4 separate regions of the Mus musculus genome follow, and all the other regions are linked to region 2. Evidence: chromatin loops called from intact Hi-C (ENCODE). Cell type or tissue: left cerebral cortex. All regions are shown on one strand.

Region 1 (8,000 bases), 50 kb after region 2:
GACACAGGCTGGAGTTATCACAGAGAAAGGAGTTTCAGGTGAAGATATGGCTCCATGAGATCCAGCTGTAAGGTATTTTTTCAATTAGTGATCAAGCGGGGAGGGCCCTTGTGGGTGGAACCATCTCTGGGCTGGTAGTCTTGGATTCTATGAAAAAACAAGCTGAACAAGTCAGGAAAAGCAAGCCAGTAAATAACATCCCTCCATGACCTCTGCATCAGCTTCTGCTTCTTCATCACCAAAGGAAGCCAGGACTGGAATTCAAGCAGTGTAAGCCGAATAAACCCTTTCCTCCCCAACTTGCTTCTTGGTCATGATGTTTGTGCAGGAATAGAAACCCTGACTAAGATAAACTGGAATAATGAACTATTAGATAATTATCTAAATCAATCCTCTAAGTTGCTTTTCTTAACAGCGTTTTAAAAAGGATAGTTGATATCCTTAAAAACAGTAAAAAAAAAATCACTTATTTTAAAATATTTAATTGTCAATTTTATATCGAGTCCATCAATCTATCAGTTCACATTTGGAAATCCTGCATAGTAGATCAATGGGTCTCAGCGTCCCATTAAAACTACCTGGAAGCCCACATGGGACAGGTGGAATCAGAATTTCTCTGCTTCCAAATCAGAATTTCTTCAACTTTTTTATTGAAGCATAATTAATATACAACCAACTTTACATATTTAAATGGACAATTTGACAGTTTTCAACCTAATGTAGTCACCTGTGCACTGTGACCATAGTCACAATTAGCATCCCACCCATGGCTTTAAAGCCTTCTGGGACATTGCTAAGTCCAACCCACTGAGAAATTTCCCCAAGGGGTCTCAAGATCACAAGCTGCTGACACATACCACTTGTAGCTGTTTGGGTGTGGGCAGACGTCTAGTTCAGTGACTGATACAGAACAAATGGTGTGGGCAGGGCTATCATGGAGCTGGGTACTGGAAGCAGGTCTGAAATCCTGATAGTTCAATAGTCCCCTAATCACAGTGAAGACAATGAACTTTATAGCTGAATTGTCCTCCATATTATCAAGTGTCTAACAATTTTACTGGCTGTTTCTTAGTCAGTACTAGTAAAATAGTATATCTTTAGGAAATGCAGTTAAAAATCAGCCAATCGGGATCATATTAATGTTCAGTGTTAGGGCCCTGATTAAGTGGATATGATTTTTTTATATTGTAAACTATTAAACAGACACTGAAACTGATTTTATAGGCTTAGTGAGTTGGGGGAGTTAATTGAATAAGTGAAAGGTTGTTAAATCATGGGATAAAGGATATCACTTATGTTTTATTTTTTGATTGTTGAGACGGGGGTTTTCTGTGTAGCCCAGGCTAGCCATGAACTTAAGATGCTCAGACCTTTGAATCTGAAGTGCAAGATATTATTACCATACACTGCTACAACCATCCAGAGAATGAATACTCATTCGGTTGTGGCAGAGAAAAGGAGATCCAAAGAACATTCAAAGTCCAGTTTTTTAAAAAAATTGAAAAAAATTCAGGCATCCACAAATGCATATTCACACAAGCAAAATAAAAGACTTGGGAAGCACACTGACACATTAAAAATTACTATATACAGTAGCAGAAGGAAAGTTCTATTTTAAAAAACCTGGACTTTTCATATTTCATGACATTAATTAGAGGTAAAAGGTTTTTGAAATCAGTTGCAGAAGTCTTCCCATGTAAAGATGAAACCCCCGGCTAAACTAAACAAGAAGGGAACACAAAGCCTTAGCATTCCAGTTCGGAAGCACTGGGCAATACCCAGGACTCATTGCTTCTTGGTCATTTGCATAAATGATTGCCGCTAAGCAAAACAAACAAATCCTGTTCACGTTGGAGTTAGTTCACTCACTTTTATTTATTGTTTTTTTAAGAGTCATCAAAGCAAATTTGTTTTGTTTATTCTAATAGGCTCAAGTTCAAGGTTGCAAGGCCCTTTCTACTCCTGTTAAAGTGTGATGGCCTTTCATTTCATTTTGACTGACTCCAGCTGTTTCTCAGAAAGGAGACTGGGCAGTATGCAAATCAGCTGTTGTCTATACATTGGCCCATCACAGAAAGCCTCACTCAGAAAAGCCTTCTCTCCAACATGGGAGAAGACTTACAAAGAGCCCACACAAGACGTAGCATGTTGAAGCGATTCCTGTGTTTATGGTGTGTGTGGCAGTATGGCACGGAGTCCCTCATTCTCTGTGCTGTTCCTTTTTCCCAGCCCTCTACACTGGGTCCTATCCCTGTTTGCCAACTTGGACTTTCATTTCTCTCTGCTTTTCCTTGTTGCCTCTGTCTCCTCAGCCTACAAATGTGTTCACGTCTCCTGTGGCCTAAAATCACTTTTCATCTCTGCTGCTCCCTGGAGTTTCCATTCTGTTTCCCCTCTTTCTTCCATTGCCAACATCTCCGAGAAGTTGTCAGTGTTTGCTGCCTGATTCTGGCGTGGAGCACCCTCTCTGCACCCTCCACTACCCAAGTGCCGAGTCTGCCTTTCATGGTGATTCTGGCAGGCAGACTCTTGCTTCATTTTCCTGATTTAGGGCAGGACTTTCCTGTGATCAACATACTCTTCCCTTTCCCTTTGAATTCCTAGGACTTAAATTTGTGATATCCAAGGATATCTCTTAATTCAAGAACATGGAAAGGATTAAGCCCTATCTGGAGATGAAGGACTAGAATCACAGCTTCTAGGGAAGGCAGGACAGGAAGATTAAAAAGTTCAAGATCCACCAGGACTAGAAAGTGAGTTCCAAGACTAGCTTTGGCAAGTTCAGAAGACCATGTCTCAAGAACAACCAAACGTAAAGAGAAGGCTGCAGATATAACTCAAGTGTAGAATGTTTGCCCGCTGCCCCATACTGAGACAGAGACAGATTTATAGATGTCCCTGGCTTTCTGCTGCAACACATTTTTATTGAGCATTCTGTGTTGGAGGTATATAACTCACATCTAAAGTTAATAGCTTTGGGGATGGGAAGATAGCTCAGTTGGTAAAGTGCTCTCTTTGCAAACATGAAGAGCTGAATTTGACTTCTAGAAATCACATTTTAAAAGCCGGGCATTCCTGTTATCTAGCACCCAAAATAAGACCTACAGAATAATAACACCAGTTTATGTGCTAAATAGGATAGGGGAAGTTTTACAAGGCTTACCTTATACATGAAGCAGGAAGGGGATGGTTCCTGAAAGAGGAAGAACGGATCCGCCACAGTCCTCTTTCAAGTTAGCCAATCTAAAGTGGTCAATCCTAAACACATGTGCGTGAGAGCAATGCTAAATGGACTCGAGATCACACACACACACACACACACACACACACACACACACACACACACATACACACACACACACACACACACACACGCGGGGGATGGGTAGGGAAGTATGTATAATGTATTTATGTGTAACAATTTTAGAAAAGAGTAGGAAGAATATGGGAGGTGTTGGGTATAAGGAGAAGGAAAAGTAGAAATGGTGTACATAGGGTATGCATGTATAAAATTCTCAAAAAAAAAAACCTCTATAAGCTTTAAATATTGAAGGGTTAAAAAAAGGAGAATGATGGTGTATATTGTAGCCCAGTATCAGGGGAGTAGAGGCAGAAGGACCCTTCAGCTCGTTGGCCATTCAGCTAGCCTAGCCAACGTGTCAAGTTCCTAATCGGGGAAGAACCCTGTCTTTAAAATCAGGTGACTAGAATGTGGAGAACAATGGCTGCGATTGTCCTCTGGCCTCCACATATGCATGTGTATGTATCCACCTGACCACTCACACATGCACACATAAAAATATATGTAAAGTCAACAGCTTTTTTCAAGCTCAAAACCTCGAGTTTTCTTTTTCAGTTAGAGACGTTCACTCTTTACATAGTCTTTGTCTGTGCATTTATTTGTTGACTTGCTTTGGCAGAAAGATATGAGCCCATGTTTTAATATATCAGTATGTGGCATTCTTGTAATAATGATGGAGGTATTGTGAGAACTAAGAAGGGTTGGTTTGGGAAGCTTTTAGGAGGTGATTCACTGACGATTGGGCCACTTCTCCCTGGCTCCTCTTTCTTTTATCTCACCTTCAGACATACTCAGAACAAGGAATACCTCACAGAAGGGTGAGTGCAAATGCAGCTAGTGAGTATGTGCAATGCAAACTGGTGCTTTACGAGCCTCTCAGGTGTCCCCTTCCAAACCATGAGCTGTGGAACTTACTCCATGCATGTCAAGGGCCTATACTGTCTGCTTCACCCAACCAATGCATTCTCTCCACTGATTTTTAAAATAAGCAAGAGTATACATAGCCAGCTTCAAGGCAGCAGATGGTAGTTTTGCTGCAAGCATTTTGTGCTGCCAAGTCACCCACACGTTCCCTCACCACAGCAGAGAGGGGAAGGGAAGAACTGCATTTCCTTCTTTTCTTGGAATCACCATCATTTCTCATCTCCAATGCCAATGTCTACTCTCAGGATTTACAAGAGAAGAAAAGTCTCACTGTTTTGGAAATGCCAGAGAACGTTCCAAAACGCGCTTAGGCATTTTCCTAGCAACAGATCCAACAGCTTCTCCCACAATCTTCTGGGTGGCAGAGCTCTTTCTGTCACTTAACTAGCCATGCAACCTTGGCTCAGGAGTTCAGGTTCTGTGCCTTAGTGTTGTCTTCTGGCAGGTAGGATGATGAAGATGCCTATGTCAAAATGTTGTTAGGACACTCAAATACATGCATTGGAATCCAGTAGCCCTCAGAGTGGAGTAAGCACTCATGGGTGTCTGTGTGCTTCTTTTATTTGCACAACCAATAGAAGACGTTGGGTCAGTGGAAGAGATGTGCACTAAGAATAAGCACAAGACATCTTTGGTCTTGACTTTGTCACTTTCTGTCTGTATCACTAGGAAGCTAGGGAAATATAATAATATATATACTATTTCTCTCTCTCTCTCTCTCTCTCTCTCTCTCTCTCTCTCTCTCTCTCTCTCTCTGTGTGTGTGTGCTTGTGTGAGTTTATGTACACCATGTGCATTCAGAAGTACATGGAAGCCCAAGAGAGGTCATTGGATACCCTGGAACTGGAGTCATAAGAGATTGTGAGCTACCATGTAGATGCTGGAAATTCAATGCAAATCCTCCAAAAGCTACGCACTCTTATCCACTGGCCAATGTGTGTTATTGTTGTTGTTTGGTTGGTTTAGTTCTTATTATTTTTATTCCTTTTATTGAAAATAGATTCTTTTCTTTTATACAAAATATCCTAATTACAGTTTCTCCTCCTTCTATACCTCTCAGTTCCTCCCCACCTTCCCCCTCCATCAGATGCCCTCCCTTTCTGACAGGCTCCATTCTCGTTCCATTCATTTGCCTACAAATTTCATGATGTCATTTTAACAGCGGAGTACTACTCTATTGTGTAAATATACCACAGTTTCTTCATCCTTTCTCCATTCGAGGGACATTTAGGTTGTTTCTAGTTTCTGGCTACTGTGACTAAGCAGCAACGAACATAATTGAGCAGGAGTCCTTCTGGTAGGATGAAGCATCCTTTCGGTATTTGCCCAAGAGTGGTGTAGCTGGGTCTTGAGGTAGATCGATTTTCAACTCCGAGGAACTGCCATATTGATTTCCATCTGTTATATTCTTTTAGTGAAGCATGCCTCAGTATTTCCTATTCACACTTGTAAATTTTTTATTTCCATAATTCTATTAGTTTGGGTTTGCTTCTTTTTTTTATTTTCAGGCCTTGAACAGTTATATTCATTTCCTTCCAGTGTTTAAGTTTTTATGCATTTCTTTAAAGAATTTATTCGTTTCCTCTTGAGTACCCCTATCTATTGGTTTTAAGGTCTTTTTCTTGTACTTTTGCTATTTTGGAGTATTCATGGACTGCTGTGGTAGGATAGCTGTCCTCTAGTGGAGACACATTGCCTTGGTATATTGCTTGTGTTTTGACATTGGTATCTAGGTATCTTGGATTGGGATGATTATATGTCTAGGTGATGATTTATGGGTTTGTCTTTGTTGGGTAGATGTTTGATCCTTGGTTTTTGTTTCCTTTCTGGATTTTTCAAGAGCATGAGTCCTTCTGAGTGTTACCTGGTAGGGGATTTTCTTTATATCTGACAGTTGTGGCTACTGGTGGTTGCAGGTAAAATGTGTTTCTGGGTATTGGGTGCTTACACTTAGTAATGGGAATAGAGGTTCACAGAAGGGAGGTGAGCAGAAGGCTTAACCAGGAACTGCTTATGTATGTCATCTCCTTGGAATGGGTGGAGATGAGACTTGGGGGTTGGATCTAGAAGAACAAAAAGTGGCTCACAACCATTTGTAACTTCAGTTCTAGGGGAATTGATTGTTATTCTCTGGCGTCTGCAGGCACCAGGCACAGACCCGGTGATTCACAAACACACAAGCATGCTGCTTCCCAAGCAGTAGTGGTCTGTGAATTAACAGAGAATGCTTGCTGGAGTTGGGGGCTGAGATAAAGCAACAAATGGAAAATGAGAATATTAGAGCTGGGGAGGTGTGTGGGATCCACAGGAGGTGTGAGCAGAAGGCTAAGGAAGGCTGCAGCACGTGTTCTGTCACAGAGATAGGGTTGAGACTGGGGTTTGAGTCTGGAAGAGAGAAGGGAATGGTGAAGGTCTTCAGTTAGCTTGCCTGCTTCCCTGGCTTGCTCAGCTGGCCTGTTCATAGGATATGTCTGTTGGTGTTGGAGTCTGGGATACTGGGATGAGTTGGAGGAAGCAAGGTTGGAGAAGAAACTTATTGTGACCCATTGATAAAAGATGGGGCTAGAGAAGAAAGGGGAACTGTGGCAAGTTTTCTGCTATAGGCCTGGGAATGAGATTAGGGGAACTATATCTGGAAGAGGAAAATGAAGTGTGGATCTACCTTCAGCCTACTTGCTGTCCAGGCAGGAGAGGCTTTGGGACAGCAGGGGATCCCTGATGGGGTTGGAGGCTGTGATGAAGCAATGAGGAGGCATATTTGTTTGTTTTTAATGGGTGGAGAAAGGCACTGGATTTTTAGGATTAACTGAGAATGACTATAGAAAACCGAACCTTATAGTATGCTCAAACACAAAGTAGTATTTTATCACATTTTAGCAGAAGCTGCTAGGTTTTATTTCCAGTACAAGCATGTTCTATGGCTTGTATGTACATGTACAGGAAGAGTTGTTGTATAAACAGTTGAATAATTCAACACTACAGAGAAAAAGAGGTATGTCAGGAACTCCTTTGCCTGAGCAACACTGATGGTATCAAATTCATGCATGCACACTCTTATGTGCTCTTCTATGTGTGGAGGTTTATGGGGAGGGGTGGTGTGCACGTGTATGCAGGCACATGTGCAGGTCAGAGAAGAACCTCAGATGCCACACCTTGGGCACTATCCATTACTGTTGGTTTTTATTTGTTTTCATGGAGCCAAGGAACTCTCCAAATAGGTCAGGCTGGCTGGCCAGCAACCCCCAAGTCATGGGACTAAATGTATGTGTCACCATACCAGCTTCTTTTAAAGTGAGTTTTTGAGATTAAATTTATGCTCTAGAGGTAAGTACTTTACCTACTGAGCTATATTCTTATCCCTCATATGCTTTTGTTATAGGCTGGTGTAGCAGGCCTTTCAAAGCACTGAGAGCCAGCCTGGGGAAGACAGGAGGCTTCGAGTTAAACGTTGAAGAATGAACCGGGTTTCTCTGTGAACTGTCTAGCTAGACAGTGAAGCTGGAGACAGAAAACTGAGAAAACCTGAACTTAAGATGACCATGGGGCTTTTCACTGTAATGAGAGATTCCATGAGGCTTACTGAAAGCTAAATCAGACAACACAGTTGATATCTTAGGAAAACAATTGCATTTTGGCAGGGCTATACCAGATGACTTAAAATGACAGATTCTTCTAATTTCCACAATTGCCTCAGGGAAGGCTGAAACTAACCTGGCTCTGTTTCGCCAATATGTTTCTCAAACATGACTTCTTGGTCCACTGCACAGGTGATTAC
Region 2 (8,000 bases):
GAAAATTACTATTATCAATATATCTCTACCTAATCTGAAGATAATGATGACACAGGTAGATACCATTCTTGTAGAAGATTACTTAATGATGTTAACATACTTTTTTGTTGTTGTTGTTTTTGTTTTTGTTTTTTTTTGAGACAGGGTTTCTCTGTGTAGCGCTGGCTGTCCTGGAACTCACTTTGTAGACCAGGCTGGCCTCGAACTCAGAAATCCGCCTGCCTTTGCCTCCCAAGTGCTGGGATTAAAGGCATGGGCCACCAGGCCCAGCTAACATACTTTTTTTTTTTTTTAAGTGCTTTTATCTTTCTGATCTGGAGTTTACCAACCTTTCACTTGAGTTCCGCTAGGAGGGTGGTGGTGGTTAAAAAAAAAAAAAAGTTACAATTTATAATTAAAAAAAAAAAAAAAGACAGCTAAAACCAAGTTTCTGTGTTTACGTAGTCTAAACTTCTGATTCCACAGGGTTAGAGCAGGTGGAGAGAGTGGGGCACATGCTGGTGGGTAGACTGATCATTACTAGCGTAGCTAGGCACATGCTTGGTTTCAGAAAATTTGAGGTCAAGTTGTCGGGTAGTCTCCCTGAGAGGCCTGCAGTATGGATATGGATTAAGAAACTTGGTTGAGAAAATCAGGCAAAGGGAGAAAAAGAGAGAGGGGAGGGGGAGATAGGACTGAAAAACAGAGGAACGTCTAAAGCCTGTTCACCCCAGGTACCACTGGAGGGCTCCATGGCTCTCTACGGAGGTGCTCCTCACGGGAAGAGACATTCTGTGCTCTGTCCTTGACACAGCATGGCACAGTGGTTAAGACTATGGGTTTCGGGATCAAGTGTGAATCGTAGTACTCTTTGAAGCTTTGAAGTACTTTCTTTTATGAAGGGGATCCTGTATGTTTGGGCAGTAGGAGAAAGAAGAGACACTGTGCACATGAGTGAATGTGGGTTGAAGCTTAAGTTCAAAGTAAAGTCACAGCAGGGCAGAGGAGCTATCAAGACTCTGAAGCATGGCCCGGGCCAGATCTGTTTTTATTCATGAGTGCCAATCTAACACCTATTCTGGAGGCTGAAGGTAGAGGCTGAAGAGAGCTTCCAAAAGTAAATGGTCCAGCTGGGTAATACCAGGCTGACTGTACCCGGGCCTGCAGAAGGAAGTAGGCCCAGGTAAGAGGCTATGTGCCTTGGACACCATCATGCTGGAAGGGGTGAGGGTCCTGAAGAATCTGAATTGTGTAGTATGCAGTGGGTTTACTCAAATTCTACATATTCTTTTAAAAAATTCTACACACTTTTGCATTGAAAAAACAAACAAACAAACAAACACAAAACTTGTATAATACTCTGCAATCTGAAAAGCTTATGTCAACTACTCCAGAAACCCAATCCCTACTGAAAGTAGCATCCGCTTACACGCTAAAGGGACCCTTCCTCAAGTGTATTTGAAAATGACAGTTGTAAAACTATAAACCAGTACCCAACCCATGCCAAGTAGAGTTTGCAAAAGCACGAAATACTTTAGAGGAATAGAAGAGAGGCGGAAGGATTGGAGGTGAGAGGAGGGCGGGAGGGAATGTGTGATCCGGATCCATCCATCACACTCACACGGAAATCTAAACCAAGGAGAGTGGCATTTAAAACACTGGTTTTCTGGAACATCTTCTGTAGACACATCCCAGTCACCCATTCCCCTGAACACTCAAGTCCTGAGTTCCTGGCCCTACAGCCACCACCTCACCCGGTGCGTGGTGGCAGAGGTCCGGAGTAGCGCGACCTCTCAGGTGAGAGGCCACCCAGTCCTCAAGGCGCTCAAGGCCGGAGCCCATTCGCTGCAGCCTAAGCTGTGGGTGGGTGGGAGGGGGTTAGGCCGGAGGGGAGGGGGCGGGCGACGCCCGGTGAGTGCGGGGGAGGGGGACGCGGGGACGCTAAGAGAGTCGGGAGGGGCCTGAGCGCGACGCTGGGTATCGCCGGGAGCGGAGGGCGGGAGCGGCGAGGACGCGCGCTTCGCCTGGGTCGCTGGCGGACGCGCGCCGGAGTCCGAGCCTGAGACGCGCGGGCGCGAGGGACCGTGCAGAAACGGAGACTGGGGCAGCTGGAGGCGACAGCTTCGGAAGCTTCGGAAACACGCACGACAGCTGGGCTCCGGGGTCTTAGGCAGTAGCGCCCCGGCAGGGAGGTGGGCGCGGCACGAAAACGTGAGTAGCCCTGGGTGTGTCTGGCGGTTGCATTAGTGACATTCTGTCCTGGTGGGTGGACGCGGCTGGAGCAGAACAAGGAGCCCGAGGCTGCCGCGTTGTCACTCAGACACTGGCGCCCCGGCTCAACCCGAGCTCTTGTGGGAGTCTGGCAGCACTTGCAGCTTGGGAGAAAGAGGTCGGCGACTTCGTTTTCTCTTGCAAGCCCTTGACATAGTCGGGGCGCTGGTTGGAAAAAGGAGACGCACGCCCTGGGAGGACGCGGCTTCGACCCCCGCAGCTCGGGTACCACGGGCGAGAGCCCACCAGCTCCTTGGGTCCCGGGTTAACTTCAGCCTCTCTGGAAGCCCTGACTAGAGGTCTGCCTGTGGACAGACCGGCATTACACAGCTTTCTGGGCTGGGACGCAGTGGATGCAGTGTCACAAGACAGGGTCGCCCGGCGGCGAAGCGCGACTGAGTCCCGCTGGTCGCGCTGCAGCGTGCGCGCGTTCGTGTCCCCACGGACACATCTGGGCGTGGGCTTTGTTCAGATGTGCTCACACCTGGGCGAATCGCCGTGAGCGGGCGGGGGGCGGGGGAGGGGAATCGGCGATGCTGACTGCCCACCTCGGCTTTCTCAGCCCTGGCGAGGACTCAGGGAATCAGAGGGGAACAGGATAGACACCAGGGATGGTGCGCTGGGGACACTTGCTTTGTTGGCTTCCAGGTGAGGGCCGTGACAGTTCCCCCACCACACACAGCCTCTGTGGACAGGGGCTTCTCAGGGCTGGTGTACCGGGTTTGGGACAGACTGGGAAGAGCCTCTGCCCTGAGCAGGCTCTCAGGGTGGGATCTGACTACAGCTTCGCCCGGGAGTACTGTGGTGAGCCTGGAGTGACTGCCCGCGTTAGAGCATCATCTAGCTGCGAGCGCCATCTGTGCCCGGCACCGCCCCGGGCCCTCCAGGCAGCGCGGGTGGGCGCTGCGGCTCTCTGGTTCCCGGGGTGTGTGGATCCGGCTACTCTCGGTTCACATCTGCCACGGCACAGAACAGGGACCGGATTTCACAGTAGGCAGAGCTAGGGAGTCATTCTCTGAGAAGTGTTCTCTGGATAGCAGGTGCAGCACGAGTTCCCTGAGTCCACCGGGCTGGTAGGCAGGTCATTTCTTTCCCTTTGCTCCGGGCTACCTCTTCACATCCCTGATGCTGGCTGGAGGTCCCTGTGCGTCTGCAAGCACAGAGAAGAGTCGCCATGAGCAAGAGTCCCTCTCCTACCTCACCATCTTCACCCATAGCTCCAGCACCATGGTAAACTGAGAGGGAAAAAGTCCAGAGAGGGAAATGTTCTTCTCCTTCTCTGTTCTTGGATGGTTGATTAAAAAGAAGTGTGGTTTTGAAGCACAGGGTCCTTCCTTGCTGAAGCTCTAGCAGGAAGCCGTGGAGCAGAGTATAATGGGGTAGGCAGCCTTGTTTCCGCACGCACCAGGAGCTCCCCCTGGGGTTGTTGTGGGGAGGAACACAGTGACCCCTGAATACAAAACCTGCTTGAATTGGGCTGCTTCTGAAACGGCCTATGCTAACCACCCATTCCCTGCTGTGAGGCCTTTCAGAAGTGCTAAAACAATGGAGACAGGCGAACTCTTTCTACATTAATGATATGGTAGTCAACTTATTGGGAAACTCCAGGTGTGCAGGAACTATGCACACACAACATCTCATGTCAATTCTTATAACAACTCCATTTCAAAATTAAGAGAGTAGCTTAGACAGGTCAAGTAACTTTCACAAGACCACATACGTAGCTAGGGAGCAGCGGAGCTTTCCCATCAAAGACTTTGAAAGTGTGGTCTTCTTGAGACTTCTCATGAATTTAGAGGAAGCCCAAATCCTGAGTATTCAACGCCAAAATATTATTCCATTGAATACAAATACAAAGCTATTTAATTCGGAGGTGTGCAGACTTTTTTTGGTAACAGGCAATGCTGAGGTTCAGATGACAGTATTATGGAATAACTTTTTACTCCAATAATTCTTTTATGGGCTTTTATATCTCCACTGATGTGTGTGTGTGTGTGTGTGTGTGTGTGTGTGTGTGTGTGTATTCACAATCTGGTCCATTGCTGTCACTAACTTGTTCTCAGTGACCAGAGGTCCCGGCAATTACACGGGGATATTGCTAGCACTTCATTTGTCATTGTTATTGTTATTTGTTTGTTTGTTTGTTTGTTTTTGAGAGAGACTTACATCAGATACCCCTTGCTGGTTTGGAACTTGCTACATAGACTAGGATAGGTTTGCCTCCCAAATTCGAGGACTAAAGATGTGCATTATCATATCCAGCTTTCAGTGTAATTTTAAAGAAACATTTCTTAAAACAAGGCAAAGTGTGTGTGTGTGTGTGTGTGTGTGTGTGTTTGTGTGTGTGTGTGTGTGTGTGTGTTTATACTCTGGCCCATATACACATCTCAGAGGATGAATTTTCAGGAAGTGGTTCTCTCCACAATATTTTGAAGCACTGTTTTGTGCAGACCGATCCTCAGTCTCCCAGCTCACTGCAAAGGTACTGGGATTTGGGCACTGCATTAAGTTTTTGGCAGGATGTGTAGGGATCGCCGCATCGGCTTGCACTGAAGGAGCATCCACTTGCTCACTCATCTCCCCAGCCCCAAGGCAAACATTTATATTTAACTAAAAGCTTCCAACCCTGAGCAGCTTTTGTAGACTGTTTGGACTACGGGAGAGTTATTACCCAAATTCTACACCGAGTTTAGAGAGTCTTAGCAGAGAAATCTAAGAAGGCTTTCAGCAGCCTAAGTATGTGGCAATGTGTGATACTTTTACCAAGCCATTCCACATTACTATAGAAAATAAGAATTAGAAGAAAAGCAACATTGACCATCTTTGGCAGAGCTATTAGGATGATCATAATTGACCGATCCACTGAAAAATGCATCCACTTTGCTTTTATAACCCTGACTTGGGGAAGTAGCTAAATGTTCCACCTTAGTGTGAATATAGTGTTATAATAGACCTTGGACAACTTTGCACTTAACAGTTTGACTTTCAAAAGCAGTGCAGCAGGTGCCAGAGGACTGGCCTGGTCATGTATTGCAGGGTAGGGGTGTGGCCATGGCCTGAGTGCACACACCTCTATACCACAGTGGTGTTGTTACAGCATTGACAGTGAATGAATCACATGCTTCTTGCGAGCCCGTGTGGTGACAGTGGCCAGGTGTGAGTGCTTCACAACCTTGTGTCAGAGTGTCTTGAGAATGTGCAGAGCAGGGGTGTGGACCACTATTGTAGGGACCTCCTCCTCCTCTTCTAAAAGACTTATTTGTTTATTTTATGTATATGAGTATGCTGTAGCTGTCTTCAGACACCCCAGAAGAGGGCATCAGACCCCATTACAGATAGCTTTGAGTCACTATGGTGTTTCTAGGAATTGAACTCAGGACCTTTAGAAGAGCACTCAGTACTCTTAACTGCTGAGCCATCTCTCCAGCTCCGTAGGGATCTCTTCAATTAACACTTTTATTTAAGTATCAGTCTCCTCATGTGATGGATAGAATAGGATCTGTCATATATATATGTATACACATATATATGCATATATATATTCCTACAAAGATACGATTTAATGGAATTCCACAGAAGATTCTCTCTAAAGAGATTAGTTTGTTCGTTCATTCATTAATTCATCATAAATATTTACTGAGTGAGTGGCCTCTTGTTCTCAGCACTGGAGTGATGGTGATGAGCATAACATTTCTACCATCAGTGTCCACAGATGTACTTTTACATAACTTAAATATCTGGCTTGTCATCCTGGAATACAGTGTAACATCTTCAGTAAAAGCCCCCTTGTGACCTCTTCCTGTTATCATTCTCCTGAAAGGTAACCTCTAAATGTCACTCTCACTGTTATAAATTATGCATGCCACGTGTGCCCCTGAGAAATTATGCCATACAACAGACCTGGTGTGAAAGGGGTTTATTGGGGGAGTGGGGAGGAGTGAGGGCCTTGGAAAGGGGTAGATGCAGGCAAGTGGACATGTAGACAGACAGACAAAAAGAGCAGAGACATGAGGGCAGAGAACAGATAGAGAAATTTGGGGAACACATACACACGTGCGCGTATGTATATACACACACACACAGAGAAAGAGGGGGGGAGGGAGGGATGGAGAGAGAGCTGCTGAGTGGCAGCAGGTCCTTTTATATGCAGCACACACCTGTAGCATCTAGCCAAGGCAGGTCGTGTCCTAAGCAATTGCTAGGTCCCTGAAGGCAGGCCAGTAGAATGCCTGTATATTAACCCTCACCATGACAGCATTAAGTTCCAACATGAAGGCGACATCAGCTGCCACTGAAGCCTCAGCCTAAAGAACAGTTTCTGTCTGAGAAGGATGACAACCCAGGGCAAACAGGACAAACAAGGCAGCTCTGGTGTGCTTGCCTGCACTAGGAAGCTTTGTGTGTGTGTGTGTGTGTGTGTGTGTGTATCTCAGGAGTGTTTAGGTCACCTTTGAGATGCTCGATTATTAAAAGTGATTCACAAATGACTGAAATTTGCCAAATGTGAGTTGGAGAGATGGTTTAGAGCATGCACTGCTCTTTCACAGGACCTGAGTATGGTTCCCAGCACCAATATCAGGGCATTCACAATTGCATGTAGCTTCGGCTCCAGGGAAGGCACAGTCTTTAGCCTCCACAGACACCAGCATTCACATGCTGTATATACCACACAGAGATACACACACATAATTAAACATAATGAAGTTAAATCTTTTGTTTTTTGTTTTTTGGGTTTTTTGTTTGTTTTTGTTTTTTGTTTTTTGTTTTTTGTTTTCAAAACAGGGCTTCTCTGTGTAGCCCTGGCTGTCCTGGAACTCACTTTGTAGACCAGGCTGAGTTTGCACTCAGAAATCCGTCTGCCTCTGCCTGCCAAGTGCTGGGATTAAAGGCATGCGCTGCCACTGCCCGGCGAAACTAAATCTTTTAATAAGCACTTAGGTGTTCTTTCTATTTTAAAGTTTGTACTGCTTTTCACCTGAAGAAGCCCTTAACCTTCTTGGCAGGTAAGCAAACCTTCCAGGTTGATGAGAAAAATGAAGAGACCTGGGTGCTAAGAGCAAGAATCCAGTGGCTTATTTTTATTGAACTCACACTAATGAAAAGATCCTCTGGCTCCCCCTTACCAAACAAACAAACAAACAAACAAACAATAAATAAATAAATAAATAAATAAATAAATAACAAAAACAAAAAACCCTCCTCTGTTGGTATCAAAGGAAAAAGTCATCCTGTCCACAGATCTATTACGGGATAATTGACAAATAAAATTTATGTGTATTTAAAGGCATGCAACTTGATGTTTTGATGTAGGTATATATTAATAGATGATCATCAAATATTCATCACATTCTACATTAACATTTTCTCTCTCATTTTGCAGAAAGGAGTTTAAGATCTGCTGCCATAGCAAACTTCAATCATACTCACTAGTATTGACCATAGTCACTATCCTATTCATTAGCTATCCAGAATTTATTGTTTCAACCTAACAAACTTTGTACTCTGTGGCTCCATTCTTCATTCATGTCCCCATCCCTGTCCTCACCTCCAATCCGCAGAACTACCATTCATCTGTATGCTTCTGCCTTTGACTGACATTATTTTCTCGATCTTTCCTTCTTCTCTTCCTCTGGGTCCTCTTCATCCTTCCCAACTCCCTTCCTCTGCCCCTTTTTAATGATTTATTTTTATGTATGCATATTTTGCCAGCATGTATGTTTGCATCACATTGTATGCAGTTCCCAAAAAGG
Region 3 (8,000 bases), 220 kb after region 2:
TTTGACTCTGAGGTAAATCAGGTCAATGACCAAGAACATTCCTGCAAAGGCTCACTGAATCATTAGCTTATATGCTAGAAAAAGCATGCATACCCTAAATATTGTCTTTTACATTTTCCACTGATTGCCATTTCTGTTTCCCTGGCAACCTCCTGACTCTATGGTGTTCTGAGTATTGCTATATGCATTATGCCCCAAAGTGCCATTTCTTGGCATTTATCCTGTAGATCAAGTTGCAGTTGGGGGAGGTAGAGTGGATTCTGAGAGAGTCAGCATGAAGTCAAGATTATACTTTCCTGGAAGGAATGGCACTAAGCCTAGCTGTATGCCTTTGTTTCTGCTGCCCAATGGTTTTTGACCCTTGTCGCCTACTTCTGTGCCCTCTTCATGATATTCTGTTTATTTCAGTGGATGAATTGAATGACACTATAGCTGCTAATTTGAGTGACACTGAGTTTTATGGTGGTGAGTTACAGTGGTTGTAACCGATATTCTCCTCCTTCATTGTAGACTTTAGTTCACTAACTTCACCTCCATGGCCACTTAACCTTGTTTCTTTGGGAAATTTCTAGTTCCATGTTTAACATCACTGTATCAATGTGTGTTTCTTAAGAAACTGAGCTGTAAACCTTCAAGCATGTCCCTGAAACATTTTCCATGGTGTATGTATAGTTAAACTTGCTATAAAGTTTCGTGTAAGCCATTTCATATGCTTTAGAAAAAAATCTGTCATATGTGATTATAATTATATTTTTCATACTTTGTGCTGTCTATAAACTTTTTGCATGGCCTACAATATAAACTGATTGGTCGTATTAACCCCTAGAGCATCATTAGAACCTTCAGTAACTAACATAGAGTACATTCCGTAGTAATCCTCTAACCTTCCTTAAGTTTTTCATGTCATTATTCAGCAGAATTAGCAACCGTGTTGTGTTGCTTTTAGCTTTGTTAGAAACCTAATCACCGTTTTCTGCGGGAGGAAACTTTTCAAAATAGATCAGTCAACTTCATTGTATTAAACTGAAACAAATTGGATTTCCTTAAGGCTGTCAAGCATAAAATCTGTCACTAAACAATATGGCTCTTTATTCCCCATAGATGGAGTTTCTGCTACATTAGTTTTTACCTTTGAGGTATGAACATTGCAGAATATGGCAGATATAATCTCATCTTTATTTATTGAATATAGTTCTTCCAAATATGGGCCTCAAGACTCTTGTCAAGGTGATTTTTACAGGAGTAAGGTCCCCTAACAACTTCTAAAATCCTTAGGAAAACAATATTTTCTCCAGCAATACTATTTTGGGGTCGTTAGATTTTTCTTTGGAGAAATGAGAAGTTTACCCAGTGCCTTTTCATTGGGTTTTAGAAGCATCAAGTGCGTCATTTGTGGTTGAAGCAGTGAAAAGTCTTATGACATTTCCACTTGAAAATTTCCCCAGGCCTTTAGTAGATAAGGTCACATGTTTTAAAAGTCCACAAAACAGAAGGTGTCTTGTTTAACTATTTCTAAGCTCTCTGATTTAGACCTTCTTTATTTTGTCATTGGATAAAATGATTTCCATGTGTTCGGCTCTGCCGCTAACTCTTTTCTTTTTTTCCAAAGCTAGGGACGAAGCCCAGGGCCTGACCAATACTAAACAACACTCTGCCATGAAGCCACTCCTTCAGCTCCTCTACTGTAAATCTGTATTCAGAGCATATAATTTCCCAGAACTCTTTAGAAATTCTCCAGTTTTGTTTTATTTTTCATAAACCTTGCAGTGTAGGAATTTTGAGATATAGGTTAGTGGCAAGGGCTATAATGCTATGTCCAGAATAAATCAAAATACTTTGTCCATAATGATTTGCTGAAAAAAAAAAAAAACAAAAACAAAAACCAACCAAACAAAATAACAGCCCTAACATCTTTCAAAAAGACACACTTTTTGCTTTGACTTGAGCACCAGTCTTCAGGAATGTGAGGACATTTTGGAGATTTACCAGCCCACAGGAAATTGATAAAAAGCAAACCCAATTAAAGACAGGTACCAAAAGGAGTCCCTGACACTGCTTTGCCCATGCAATCAAAATTGCTTCTTTTCCTGGCACACTGAACTAGTGTAAGGAGAGAGTGTATATGCATAACTTAACAAATTTCAGAAGAAGCATTTAATGGATTTGTCATGAGAGTAGAATTTTAGGCAGCTTTTGACAGAGCTGTGTTCTCAGAAAAACATGTTCATAATTTTAATGTATATTGCTTTCCTTGTTTGCAGCTAAATCTAGTAAAGAGAGGCCCCCAACGTTTCTAACTCCAGAGGGCAATGAAAGCCACAAAGAGGAATTAAGAGGAAACGTGCTTTCGCTGGAGTGCATTGCGGAAGGCCTGTGAGTTAATGCGATTTGTCCTGATGCTTGCTTCTTATCAACATATAAAGTTGACAGGTGTTACTACTATCCGAGGAACAGCCGTGGCTTTATGCTTCCAATTTGACCAAAATTTAACAAACAAACAAGCAAATAAACAAAAGAACCCCCCCAAAACAAACAAACAAAAAACCCAAACATTTCCTGGGTAAATTTTCAATTGCATGTTATCTCTAAAGTATTTTGATGTAACAGTGTTTGTATTGCATTATGTTATCTGTCTCTGTAATCATCTTACAATCACTGATCACTCTGCTAAGGGGGTAGAATTTTGATGCTTTCTAACGAACAACCTCAGAATTTGGTGGCTTAAAAAAAAATAATTACTTACCCTTGATCATTTGTTGAGTGCTCCTGGGAGGAGCCTTTTGAAAGCGGGATGACTGCGAGTTCATTACGCTTGCTCAAGGTCTGCCACCTGGAGCACCTGACATGTTGGCACTCTTGCCGTCTCTTTCTGTCTGTCATCAAAAGCCCACAGCTCACCTCAGGGCCTCAACTGAGGCCCTGTCCCTTCTGTTCCTTCCCGTGGGCAGAGTGTAAAGCCAAGGTGCTCATCTGTGCATACTTCAGAGCCCATGTGTCTTTGGCAGGCATTCCACTAAGGCCTTGGGCAGATAGAAAAACTCAACTGTGAACTTGGGTCCACATGTCAGGCAAGTTTCTAGATTGCCTGGCCTACAGCAAGCGTCTTTAAACGATCACAGTTACTGCAGCCCTGACTAGGATCCCAGGAACACACTTCCTTGACATTTTGTGATTTGTGTTGTCTGTGAACTGGACATCCAATGACCTTTCCTTAAGCCAGGAATAAATACTTCTGAATGCATATGGTGCCCTCTGCTGGCACAATCAGAAACTACACATTTGACATGACAGTCGTTCAGCTTAAACACTTAACAAAATTCTTAAAAATGACAATCTTTCCTAACAGAATTTATTTTCTATTTTTTATCATTTTTATAGTCAAACACCAACATGACATTTAACAAATTTCATATTTTAGCACTTTTCATGTTTTCAGATTAGGAACAATGAAATTTATTTTTATTTTTATTTTTATTTTATTATTATTATTATTTTTTTTTGTAGACGGTGGTTATAATTTGGAAATAGAAAAGAATGGACTTTTAAAACGTTGATGTCTCACAGAACTATACTTTTTCTTTACAAACCAGGGACCGTTCGGCTCAGCATTAAACCATTCATCAGACTCTAAGATTGTTCAGTAGAGTAGGACCCTTGCATAACAACTGCTGGTTTTGCTCAGTGTAAGGCATAAGATCACGTGTCTCTCCCACCCCTGTCTCCCCGCATCTGAAACGTGGGTCAAAGTGTAAGGGGACGTCATATGTGTCAGATTCCACATGTGACTAACACTTTGAGATTGATCTCACGTCTGCAGCTTTGCATGTTTACAGCATGTGCTAATTTTAAAAGCCACTTCATCAAATTTAAATTTATATGCTGTCATTTTGTTCATCCAAACAAAGCTACATGTTACAAGTGGTCATTAAACCCCTCCTGCAACTCTGATAACAAATACCGTGATGTCCTGAGGTCTGGCTCAGCCCTTCTTCCTTGATGTCTTCCTGCCACACATGGCTGAGCACACAGGCATGTGTGTGCGTGCACACACACACGTTTATGTTGAACAATTTAAAAAATTTTATCTCACATAAATTCTGAAGATGTTATACAAGCCAACCATCCTCATTAAGACGACTGGAGATGCGAAGGCACAAGGAAGTCAGGGAACCAAGGTCAGAGAAGAATATAAGGGACCACCTGAGCCATTGAGAAAGCTCTAACTCCAAGCAATATTCTGGCTTTTCATTCTTAAGTCTTTTGTTTGGATTTTCCTGATTTAAAATAGTAAAATTGAGTGAGAACTAGAATAACATTAATCTGTTCTACTATCAGCTAGCATAATGGTATTTTAAAATTTCACTGATAGTAAAGTGAAGAAAATAATTCTAATCATTAGTCATTTAATTCACATTATTGGAATGTCATAAAATAGCAGGTTTCATCAGGTTGACTTGTAAATATATATAAAATCCAGAGGCACTGATGTGCATGGGAGTTGATCCATTATATATTTTTAGTGCTAGCTGATTAAATTAATCAATATGATTAGCTTAATAGTAATTCGCTTGATTGGCATAGTACAAGTCTGTAGAGCATCCTCACTGAGCAGAACTTTGAAGAAAAGATTAGGTCCCCTGAGTAAAGCAATCCATGCCTAGGGTGCAGCATCACTGAGATCAAAAAATTAGGACAGTTCTAATTATTTGAAAATGGAATCATCTCAAGTACAGGGCCTGAGCATGACTTATAAAAAATGTGATGTTAATTAAACGGTTTGTACGTTTGCCATACATAAGGAATCGATTATAAGATTATAAATGTCCATGAAAATTCACTCTGCAAAGCCGTCACAGGTGAGCTCCTCTTCCTTTGTAAGATCATTACTTATTTATTCTCTTAGACCTACTCCAATTATTTACTGGATCAAAGAAGACGGAATGCTTCCCGCCAACCGGACATTTTATCGGAACTTTAAGAAAACCCTGCAGATCACTCATGTTTCCGAAGCCGACTCTGGAAATTATCAGTGCATAGCAAAAAACGCATTAGGAGCCGTCCATCACACCATTTCTGTCACTGTTAAAGGTAAACCCTCATCTCAAACGCATTCCCCTCAAATGCGGAGGCTCTGAAACTTCCGTTTAATGTGCTTTTGATTGTGTTCTTCAGTAACGAGAAGTTGACATTTATACCCACACTCACTGTGTCATGAATCTTTGCTCATTTATATTGTAATTGCATCCAGGCCAGATTAAAAAGCCACTCATTCAAATCTTCCTCGCAGAACTGCAGTTAGTAAACACAGAAGGGATGGCAGAAACAGAAAAGCACCGTGATAGTCCCACAGAGAGAACTACTGCAGGCAAGATCCAGGGAGGAATTCTGAAGTTGGTGGGTGGAAACAACTTCAAGGAGAAGCAGGCTATTTGCGTAGCTTCAATGTGTTCTTCTCTGCATAAAAAAAAAACAAAAAACAACAACAACAAAAAAAAAAAACTGGTGGCTGGGACATTTTTAATGTATGTCCACTAATAATAATCCTTCCTGGAGGGAATGGAAGTTATGTCCTCATGGGGAGTTGGCTATCCTGGTGAGCAGCTGCCAAAGAATAGAACACAGATTACAGGGCAGGATAATTTTACAGTGGGAGCACTGGCAGACACCACCTTAACCAAGTGACGCAGATAGACATTGCTAATACGTCACTGTGCTCTCATGCTTTCCTTCGAGTCGTGTGATAAGAAAAGATGTATCACCACTGTGATATCCTCACAACCTTGAACCTTGAGTTAATCGTGAGAAAGCATCAGACAGACTCACTGAGGGCGTTCTATCAAATGTGTCTAGTATTCTCCAAATGCGTCAAAATCATGAATGGAAAGGAGAGACCAAGAAACTCCCTGGCTAACAAACTCAGCCAGTGGATTTGGGGTAGTATCCTGAACAGGGCAACGGTCATTTTTCTCTCTTATATATAACCACAATCCAGCTGTATAAAACCATGGTATTAGAGGAACCTGAGCCAACGGGTATAGAACACCGTACTCTATCTTTGCAACTTTTCAAAATTGAAAAGTTTTAAAATTGTTTCTCTGTATCATAATCACATAGTTCAAATTCATGTGATTCTCCTTACTTTTTATAAAGTCTACAGAATTATTTGAATCAATTCTTATGTTTTGTTTTTTTCTTTCATTCTAAAAAGTAATGCTATCAAGTCTTTAAAAAACCAAACCCATATCATGTATTACAATGGTCTGATGTATTCTTTGGCTACAATACTTTTTGAGTCAGGTGTTTTTCTAAGTTCGTTTTTCTTCTTTCAATAAAGCGGCTCCCTACTGGATCGTGGCACCTCAAAACCTCGTGCTTTCCCCGGGAGAGAATGGGACCCTCATCTGCAGAGCTAATGGCAACCCGAAACCCAGAATTAGCTGGTTAACAAATGGAGTCCCAATAGAAAGTAAGTGTCCTTTGCTGTCTCTAGTTGAAGGGTACTTTCAAAGTGCACATGTCTCTCAGCAATTAACAAATGCGTGGTGAAATAATTTACCTTTAGTATAGAAGCTGACTGTAATGTTAACAGAGGCACCAAAGCACCTTTAAACTTTTTATTGTCTTATACTTACATATAGATTTTTAAAGCATGTACTAAAATAAAGTTTAAAAAGAACTTCTGATAAAAAGATAATTCTGTGTATTAATCAGAACTTAATAATATTTCTCTTTCTCTCTTTTTTTCCCCCCAAGACTGTGGGGAGAATGACAGGGTGAGACATAAACATCTCCCACAGTTTAGATTAGCTTTCTTTGGAAAGGTCATAGACCACAGAGCCTGACAGGGTGACAGGCTGAGTTAGTAGATGGCAAAAGAAAGGAACATCTGTCTGACCTTAGTTTTCAGTCTTGGGGAAAGCCCCTGTGCCCCACCCACTGCATGTTCTCCAGAGGTCAGTGTCACACTGCATATCTGAAGGACCTGCTCCTTATGCAGGGTGCCACACCTTCTGCCACTTTCCCCTCCTTGAGTCTTGTGAGGGCATCTTCCGAAGATCTTTAATATTAAGACATTGGCTGCATTTGTAACTGTCCACTGCTGTTGTGCTGGTCTACTCCTAGCTCATTTTCATCAGCCATCTTCCCAGGCGGCCACTATGCTGCCCACAGTGGCTCATTAAAGTGTGTGGCCAGGGAGTTCCCATGAGTCCTCCAAGTCATAGTAAAGGCTCATTTTGTAAAACGTTATTAGAGGATTGGAGCTATTAGAAGGGATTTACAACAAAGCAAGAAAAAAAAAAGGAGTTAGAATCGCCCCACACTGTTTCTGAACTTACAGAGAGCAACCCCTGCCTTCCTCCTCTACCTCTTAGCCTCCTCACAATGGGAGGCCCTTGAACATTTCCCACTACTTAGAATTCAGACTTCCTTTTAGATGGAGGGCAGGGTGGGGGGATGTAAACAAAGGTGATTGCTGCTTCAAGCCTGTCCTCAGGCTCACCTCCTAATCATTACCCTGATCGATGCTTTGCTAATAAAGACCCTTTCACTTTGGTACTTAAAGAGTAACTCCGCTCCTGGTAGTTCCCTCTTGAAAATCAACTCTCGCTTCTACTTTCGCACAACAAAAGGCTCTTTGTCAAACTTAGTCTTCCTTTAGGGTGGAAGATTCATCCCAGAGATGAAGATGTCCAGGAAATTTTCTCTTGAAAGACACAGCGTTTCTAATAAGCAGGCACTGGGGGTGTAGGTTTAGTCTGAGTGAGTGCAGCCTATGCCCAGAGTGTTTTCTGCCGCATTCCCTGGGAGTTTGCGTGTGTCACACAGCACAGCAGTTATCAGATACTTGGGCAGAAGCAGCTTGTGTTTACCACAAAAGGAAATATGTCCTTGGAAGAAAACTGAGTCTAATGAGGCCAGTAATTGGTATTGATATTTATGCTCCAGTTTTAATTATGATCAGAGCAGGAAACGCCACAAATATTAGCCCTTGATCACAT
Region 4 (8,000 bases), 120 kb after region 2:
CAGGAGCCTACTCAAGAGTTCTTCAATTCATTCTTCAGTTTTAGCTTTCAGTACTGGTTCTTCGTTGCCAGTGCTATGACGACTTGACCGGTGTGTGTTTCCTGCAGTAAGTCAGAAGCTTCTTGATGCAGGAAGAGTCTGTTCAAAGCCGTCTTTATTGCTTTCTCGACTGTATTGACTCCCCATATCGAGCTGGACAAACAATAGCTATGTCATAGTGAAGGGTGTGTGAGAGGGTCAGTTAGCAAATGACCTGTGACTGGATGATCTTCTGTTCTCTTCATTCACCTAGCCTCAGTTCATGTCGTGCCTAAGCCACAGTAGTTGCTCAGGAGATGTGCTGGATAAGCTAATGGTTTCTTGACTTTTAAAGGACATTAAAAATATTAACGGAGGCGTTTGTGGTGTAAAGTGAATATTTTCCGGCAACCACCACATTGTTTTTATTAACTTGCAAACTTGAGAATTTGTAGCTGTGGTTTCCTTTATTGTGGTTTCTTTTATGCATAACCACAAAATTTCTTTTAATCATTTTAAGTGTACAGTCAGTAGCATTAGGTATTTTCACACTGTTATGTGAGCATCCACTACATTTCCAGGACGTTTTCGTTATCTGAGATCAAAATTGCTACCTATTAAATAATAGCTTCCCACTTAACTGTGACTTTATAAAACACATTTTGTTTGCCTTGGACTCGATTTAGATAGCATAATCAGTAAAGTGTTTGCCTATGAAGCATGAGGCTCTGAGGTCAACCCAAAGAACCCATGTAAGAAGCTGGGTATTGTGGTTCCCGTGCTGGGGAGATAGAAAATAGGAGGATCCCTGGCACTTACTGACCAGCTAGCCTGGTCTAGTCATCAGGTGTTGGGTACTGATGAGAGTCCTTGTATCAAAATATACCTACCTGAATAGAGTTGGATGTCCTCATTTCCCTTGATGAATTTCCTGCCTGGGTTGATGGTATAGGTACCTGGAGATTGTATTATCTGTGGGATGTCCAGCATGGATTGGGGGTTCCTGTATTCACAGTAAAGTCCACCTGCTCACCCATGAATGAGGCCCCATCTCCAGTTCATAAGCAGAGGTCATCTCACTCATCTCCACACCTACTCACGTCCACATGCACATAAATATCTATCGTTATTCCCAAGACTGTTATTTGCTTAAACATTGCGATCATATCTTATTTAAATTCCCAGAGCTGAAAAATGTAATTTAAAAATTTTAAATTAATTCATTAACCTTTAACCTACTGAATCAAATTAGTGCTGCCCTTCTATGCATGGACATGGGTCATCCACTGAGCCATGGGTTATATACTAGTGGCCACACTTGTGAAGGAAATTGACTCCCTGTCCCCAGCAGCCATTAACTCAGGGATGTGGCCTTAGGAACTCCTCCACATACTAGAATTTTAATTGGCTTGAACTTGTGCAGACCTTATGCATATAGCCACAGCTGCTGTCAATTCATGTGTGCAATAGCCATATCACGTCATAGCACACTTTCCCATCCCTTGGCTCGCACATTCCTTCTGTCCCTCTTCTGTGATGTTCCCTGAACCATGGTTGGGAAGGTTGATATAGATGTTCTAACTACACCTGAGTACTCAGTCACTTAACCTCATCATTCATCATTGCCCACTGCAATAAGAAGCATCTCTGACCAAGGTTGAGACCAGTGGAACTCTGTGTTTATAAACATCAATATTTAGAAGGCAATTTGACAATATAACCATTTAGAAAACATCAATAGGATCTCCCCGTGGGTTTATGACTTTCATAGCCACAGGTTTTGACTTCATAATATCAGTCAAGGATTGACTCTCTATAGAGCAGGCCTCAAATACAATCAAGAGAGCAGCTGATTATGTCCTTAATCACTCATGCCACTATTACACCAGTAGGCACATAGCATGTAATGACAGTGATTGCAACAGGGTCTAGTGCTGGATAAGACCAATGATGTCTTTTCTCCCTCACAAGTCTGCATAGCAACTCTGAGCACAATGAAAGCCAGCCAGCAGGGAGAGGGAGAGTTTCTGGGTCAGTTAAAATTGATTTCTCTGTCCTGCAAACAAAGTATATGGTACCTTCAGGAATGGAATCTTACCATCTTACTGTGGCAGGAAACCAAAAACAAGGACAAACGTCTGTATTGTATTGGGTGCTTCCAGGGCCTCACTTACCTGCTTTGGGCACTGAGATTTTAATTTTAATAACATATCTTCTGGGAGCATCATTATTCACTGATGTAGGGGTACTTTTTTTTTCAAACTCCTTTGAAATACATTTTATTTTGTTATGTTTGGTTGTTATCTTTTAGAAGCCGGTTCTTTTCTAATGAGAGGCAGAGAGGGAGTGGGTCTGGATGGAAAGGGATGGGGGAGGAACTGGAAGGAGTAGAGGGAGGGGAAACTGTAATCAGGATATAGTGTATGAGAAAAGAATCTATTTTTAATAAAAGGGGTATACTGCAAAACCTTACAAACTAGTGAAACTTCAAAAGGTTCTCCATATATCATGAGTTTTGGTTAGCCCTCTTCTTCCTCCCCTTCTTTCCACCGCTGTTCCCATTCAAGGAACTCTTAGCATTCTCTCCTTCATATTTCATATCACAAATGTTCTACTATCTCTTCTTATTTATTTTTTTAAGTTGGATTGCAAGATTATTTCCCAAGCAGCAGCTTCATGCCTACTTCATTTTGGTAAGGGTTTCCCCTGTCCCATTTCCCTAGCCTGTCCATCCCAGGCTCTTCTTAGGCTCTTCTGTCTCCAGTACCACTCTTTTCTATTTTCTTGCCACCTCTACTCTCCTATCTTCCCATCAAATGCACTCTACCATGTCAACCGCCTAGGCTATCCTGAACTATCATCCTCTGAGCCAAGCAGCTGTTATCTTTCAGAGTTCTGCTGTGTCTGAGCTTGTTGAAGTTTAACGTCTGCGGATGAAGGACTCAAAGGGTCACAGGATTTTCGCTTGAATATGGGAGCCACTTTGTACTCGTAGTTGCACACCAATATGGAACGCCATAATTATGCATAGCCTCAGGGAAGAGCTAGAGTGAACAGGCTGAGGATGAATAGAGGAGGAGGGCTCCATCTATGGGGCCTTGAAAAACCATCATCCCTGCTGGGCAAAGAGGTTCTGGTGTGGCTTTGTTTGTTTTGTTGGTGGGGGGCACTCATACTCTAAGTAACCTCTTATACTCTGTAATTAAGCCCAATGATCTCGTTGGTTCTCCAGAGTGATCTTTGGCTAATTGTGCCTCATTTTGTCTTGTGTCCTTAGAAGGAGGGGTAGCTGTTGCTTACATATCTCCCCAGGAATTTTACCCGCAGCCTGCTTCTAGCTTCCTAGCTTCCACACTCACGTGGTTCGTATTTTTCCTTCTTTAGATGAGAAGCGTCCTGAATTTTACTTCCTTCTAGGAAGAAAAATTGGCAGACTCACAAAGTACCATATACACTGTTGAGTCATTGTCCTAAAGATATCTTTCCAGCATGGACATGATCCATTACACCAGACCCATCTGAAGATGCTTATTAGAAGGGTGGGATTCCAGGTCTCTTTCCATCTGCTGAACTGTATTATCTCCACAGCTACCTTTTGTGGGCTCCGTTTCCTCAGACAGAGACATGAATCAATCTCTCTCTCTCTCTCTCTCTCTCTCTCTCTCTCTCTCTCCTCTCTCTCTCTCTCTCTCTCTCTCTCTCTCTCTCTCTCTCCCTCGCCCTTCCCCCCCCTCTGTGTGTGTGTGTGTGTGTGTGTATTTAGTGAACTTGAAAAATCATTCCTCACTACTATGCTTTAAAAAATATTTAGGATATATTCGTTGACATTAAACTAGTTTCCTTTAGGCTTTTTTCTCCCCTAAGCAAAATAAAGTTACTTTGTTTCTATTAACATTCATGAGTGCTTAAATCTTTGTTGCTTTGCTGTTCTGCATATACCAAGTTTTAAAAATGAAATCAGATTCTGTTGATTGTAGACATAGACACATCATCAACGAGGACTGAGTTTAATGTAAGGTTTAATTATATTCAGTATGTTCTGCCTTTTTAGGCGAAACAGAGCTGCATATTATGACAAATTCCTGATTGGGGAAATGTCATACAGTTAAGAATCTTTGTCAATGACTCTGCACCTTACTGTTTTTGAGGTTGGATCTTTGAATCAAACCTAGAGCTTTCTAATCTGGATAGTGTCACTTTCAACTTGCTCTGGGGTTCCCTCTGCTTTCTGAGGCTAGAACTGCAGGTGAACTCTCTTGCCTTTTGTAGAGTAGATCCTTGCCTTTGCATTGGGTCAAGGAATTCACTCCAGTTTCCCTTGCTTGTGTAGTAATCACTTTAGCTACTGACATAGCTCCCAGATGTCTCCCTAGACTCCTTTTATTTTTATGTTGAAATAGAGTCTCACTAAGTTGCCCAGGGAGGGCTTCAAATCCTGATCCCATTTCTTTAGCCTCCTGAATAGCAATGTAAGTGTGCACCACTACCTCTGGTCAACTCTTACCTTTCAAAAGTCATGGAGCTAGCTCTAAATCCCAATAAATTCACTAAACTTGCAACAGTACAATGAATTTGATGGTAAACTCGAGGCTAGAAGTTAGCACCCAGTTTCTTCAGAACCCCAGCTAAGCTATGCTCTTGTCGAAGAGGGCCTCTCCAGGAGACATATCATTGTGATATCATTTGGGAAAACTTATTTTAGATGATACTATCTGTTGTTGTTGGGTTTTGTTTGTTTGTTTGTTTGTTTGTTTTCGGGTTTTTGTTTGTTTGTTTGTTTGTTTTCGAGACAGGGTTTCTCTGTGTATCCCTGCCTGTCCTGGAACTCACTTTATAGACCAGGCTGACCTCGAATTCAGAAATCCGCCTGCCTCTGCCTCCCAGGTGCTGGGATTAAAGGCATACGCCACCATCCCCGGCTATCTGTTGTTTGAAATGTGTTTTTCACAGATGCTGAAATGGAGAGAATTAAGCTTCAAAATTAGTTTGGCTTTGTGCCATGCCAAAATTGGCTATTGTATGGCAGACAAACACTGGAAAGGCATACGAGAAATGTCAAGTTTAACAGGAATGTCTATATTTTTCTCCCCAGTTAATATGTACAAATCAACCTCAACTTCAATCTGAACTGTCTAAAGCAGGAAAACTGAAAAGATACATTTAAGGATTAGCCCAAGATTATGCACTAAACTTTTGGCAAAGCCAAAGACATTTTTAAAATTGTAAGTTACTATCATTTTTATACATAAAAGAGCAAAATGGGGGCTGAAGAGATGTCTCAGTGGTTAGGACCATTTTTTTGCCCTTGCAGACAACATGGATTGGATTCCCAGTAGCAACATTGCGGTTCACAACCACATATAAGTCTAGTCCCCAGGGATCGGTTCCCCTCTTCTGACTGCCACAGGCACAAGCCACATAACTGGTGCATATGCATTCAGGTAAAATGCTCACACATAAAATAAATAGAGCTAAAAGATTCTTCAAGAAGAGCAAGATAATCTTATGCTACCTATATACTTAATATGGGTATATTCCCATGAATAAAATGTCACACGTGAAAAATTTCAAAGTTGATGTTCTGAAAAGCATTTCTCAGCTGTATTATTTTGAAGATTATAAACAAAAATCATTGTCTCAGCTAAAAAATAAAATCGGTATGAGGGGTTAAAATGTAAGGATGACAACTTACAGAACTCAACCTCTAAATGCTTTATAGTGCCTTCATAATTAAACCACAAAGCATGAACAAATGAGATCAGGAGTGTCCACACTTGCAGATAATTCTTGTCTCATAGTGTATACAATAATAGATTTTAGTTACATTGAATACTATAAAATCTCATTAAAAAATTTAAAAATGCAGAAAAAACATCTATCAATAACAATTCACTTTAGGGCAAAGCGGTTATGGCAAGTATTTACTTTTTCTAAATTATTGCAATTTTGCTAAATTGACTCCCTTTTACTACTGTAACTGTTTTATTATGTGCACAGTGGCCTTTGCCTTTGGTTTTCACCGATGTCATTCATTTTTTCTGAAGGTCCCCTCTAAGATACATCAAATTTTTCTTGACCTTTTGACTTAGGATTAGTTTTATTTAATACGATAAGTTGATTGCATTTTGGAAAAGCAAATTAGGTTGTTACGTGGTTATTGGTAAAACGGTCCACAGCGATGATGAATTGCCCTATTCTGCTGACCTAAATGTGTTTCCAAGTGATGCAAGCCATGGGTGCAGTTGTCACCACAAGAGTGATGAATGGAACAAAAATTCACTTCCTAGGAATGTTTGGCATACTTATTGGCATGGTTGCACAATTACTATGACTATTTTTATGGTCCTTGCTTGGAGTTTGAAATTGCTGTAAGAGGCTTGAGATGAGGCTTGCTGGTAATACACAAATAGTAGGATGAAAGCATTTCCCTCTACTACCTTAGAACCACCTATGCAAGATTGGATATGTACTCTTACTAGAGCATCTTGCCTTGCCTAAATTATATTTAAACAACAATTGACATGGTATCAAAACTACCTTATACTGTTCTTTTTCCCTTCCTTCCTTCTCTCTGTCTCTCTCTGTCTCTCTCTCTCTTTCTTACTCCAGATTTTATTCCTTTCTTGGTCCACCCTCCGACTGTTCCACATCCCATACCTCCTCCCTGCCCCCCTTATTCCTTTCTTATCACGCCTAAAATCTCTATTCAAAGCTATTTCCTCCCCTAGACCATAGTGCCACATTTTCACACCTTTGTGAAATATTGTGAGCAAAGGCCTCTTGTCAGGAAAGCTATGGAAGACTTTGTGATAGGAACCATGAAGACTCAACCCTAGTCCACAGAGGTAGCATGGGGAACCTCAGAGGCTTTAAACCCTAGCTGTGTTAAAAGTGTAAGTGCCTGGATGTGTAAGTGCCATAGGGAGCTCCCACTCAAGGCTGTATCCTTCTTGCTGGCAACCACAGAATAGGTACTTATGAAGCCTTCCTGAAGCTTTTGACTTAGTTTACCCTTTTCTCTTGACTGCCTCTAATTCTGTCTTGGTTTTGCAACTTTCTGACAACTCCTACCTCAACCTCCCAAATACTGGGATTATAGGCCTGCTCTGAATTGATGTGTAACTTGTTATATGGACAGAGTCCCCCCCCAGAGTATCATCCCATTGGCTGTTGAGTAGCACATCTCAAAAAGACAAAACAAAACAAAAACATCACCACAACAAAACAACGAAAACAACAACAACAACAACAAAACCCTTACTTTCATCTACACATCTTTCATTGCTTAACTCCGCAGTTTTTAGGTACAGCCTGAAGGTGTCTGAGGTACCACCTCGCCATCCTCTTCGTTATTCCTGGGGTTTCACTGCTCTGTTGGTAGACTCTCCACACTTTGCCCTTGCTACTTACTTTGTGACTAATGCCCTTCCAAGCAGAATGCTTTTCTCATTTATCTTTAAGGTTCTAGTCAGTGGTCTTCCAGGGGAAAGTCATCTTGTAGAATGAAATATACCTTTGTCTGAAAGATCACAATATTCTCTAATACTGTGTTTTGTAGAGGCTTCTGATATTTCCATCTGTGGCCCCAATCAGCAAGTGAATTGAAATTTCTAGTAGGAGTGTCTGATTTATGGTTTATTTATTTATTTATTTATTTAATATTAGATGTATAGGCATTGCAATATACATGTTTCTCAAGTGTATCTATTGAGCTGTTAACTGAAGACAGAGCTTCAAATTTTTTATAGACTCTCTCCAACATAACATTAGAAGTTCTTTTTCTTTTTCTATATAGTTATCATATATTAAGGGAAGAAAATGTTTATTACTTTCAAACTGTGTTTTATTCCAAGAAACACTGACTTTCAGAATACTAAGGTTTTGCCCTGATAAGATAATAATCCATTAAATGCAAAGAAAGTCAAAATACCTTTACGTGTGAGGTAAAGAATTTCTTTAAATTTAAGACATAAAATTTCATC

The links. Hi-C counts contacts between places; a loop is a spot of excess contacts. Peaks named below come from ENCODE experiments on the same cell type or tissue, not always from the same donor. Only the 100,000 strongest peaks of a DNase experiment are listed, where the experiment ranks them.
Region 1: a loop joins it to region 2, with 8 times the contacts of the local background. A loop is called at or near these places in 6 of 42 quality-filtered maps.
Region 3: it touches region 2 in a loop (5-fold over the local background); 7 of 42 quality-filtered maps call a loop at or near these places.
Region 4: it touches region 2 in a loop (4-fold over the local background); 3 of 42 quality-filtered maps call a loop at or near these places.

What each region holds. Positions count from the first base shown.
Region 1 is chr12:44,376,600-44,384,599 of GRCm38, forward strand. All of the region lies in intron 1 of Nrcam (neuronal cell adhesion molecule), which reads left to right. Among named protein-coding and RNA genes, the nearest start is that of Nrcam, 52 kb to the left of the region's middle. In left cerebral cortex, no CTCF peak of the experiment used is centred here; DNase peaks (open chromatin) are centred at 2,351, 3,775 and 4,397; H3K27ac peaks cover 5,756 bases.
Region 2 is chr12:44,326,907-44,334,906 of GRCm38, forward strand. Nrcam (neuronal cell adhesion molecule) reads left to right here and starts at 1,979. Exons shown (of 31, transcript NM_176930.4): 1 at 1,979-2,190. In left cerebral cortex, CTCF peaks have their summits at 732 (motif pointing right), 3,109, 3,663 and 5,556 (motif pointing right); DNase peaks (open chromatin) are centred at 793, 993, 1,642, 2,154 and 3 more places; H3K4me3 peaks cover 3,877 bases; H3K27ac peaks cover 3,321 bases.
Region 3 is chr12:44,544,971-44,552,970 of GRCm38, forward strand. Nrcam (neuronal cell adhesion molecule) reads left to right here. Exons shown (of 31, transcript NM_176930.4): 9 at 409-465; 10 at 2,262-2,373; 11 at 4,904-5,088; 12 at 6,335-6,466. Among named protein-coding and RNA genes, the nearest start is that of Nrcam, 220 kb to the left of the region's middle. In left cerebral cortex, a CTCF peak has its summit at 3,268 (motif pointing left); a DNase peak (open chromatin) is centred at 3,236.
Region 4 is chr12:44,447,697-44,455,696 of GRCm38, forward strand. All of the region lies in intron 2 of Nrcam (neuronal cell adhesion molecule), which reads left to right. Among named protein-coding and RNA genes, the nearest start is that of Nrcam, 120 kb to the left of the region's middle. In left cerebral cortex, a CTCF peak has its summit at 4,240; DNase peaks (open chromatin) are centred at 3,404 and 4,231; H3K27ac peaks cover 329 bases.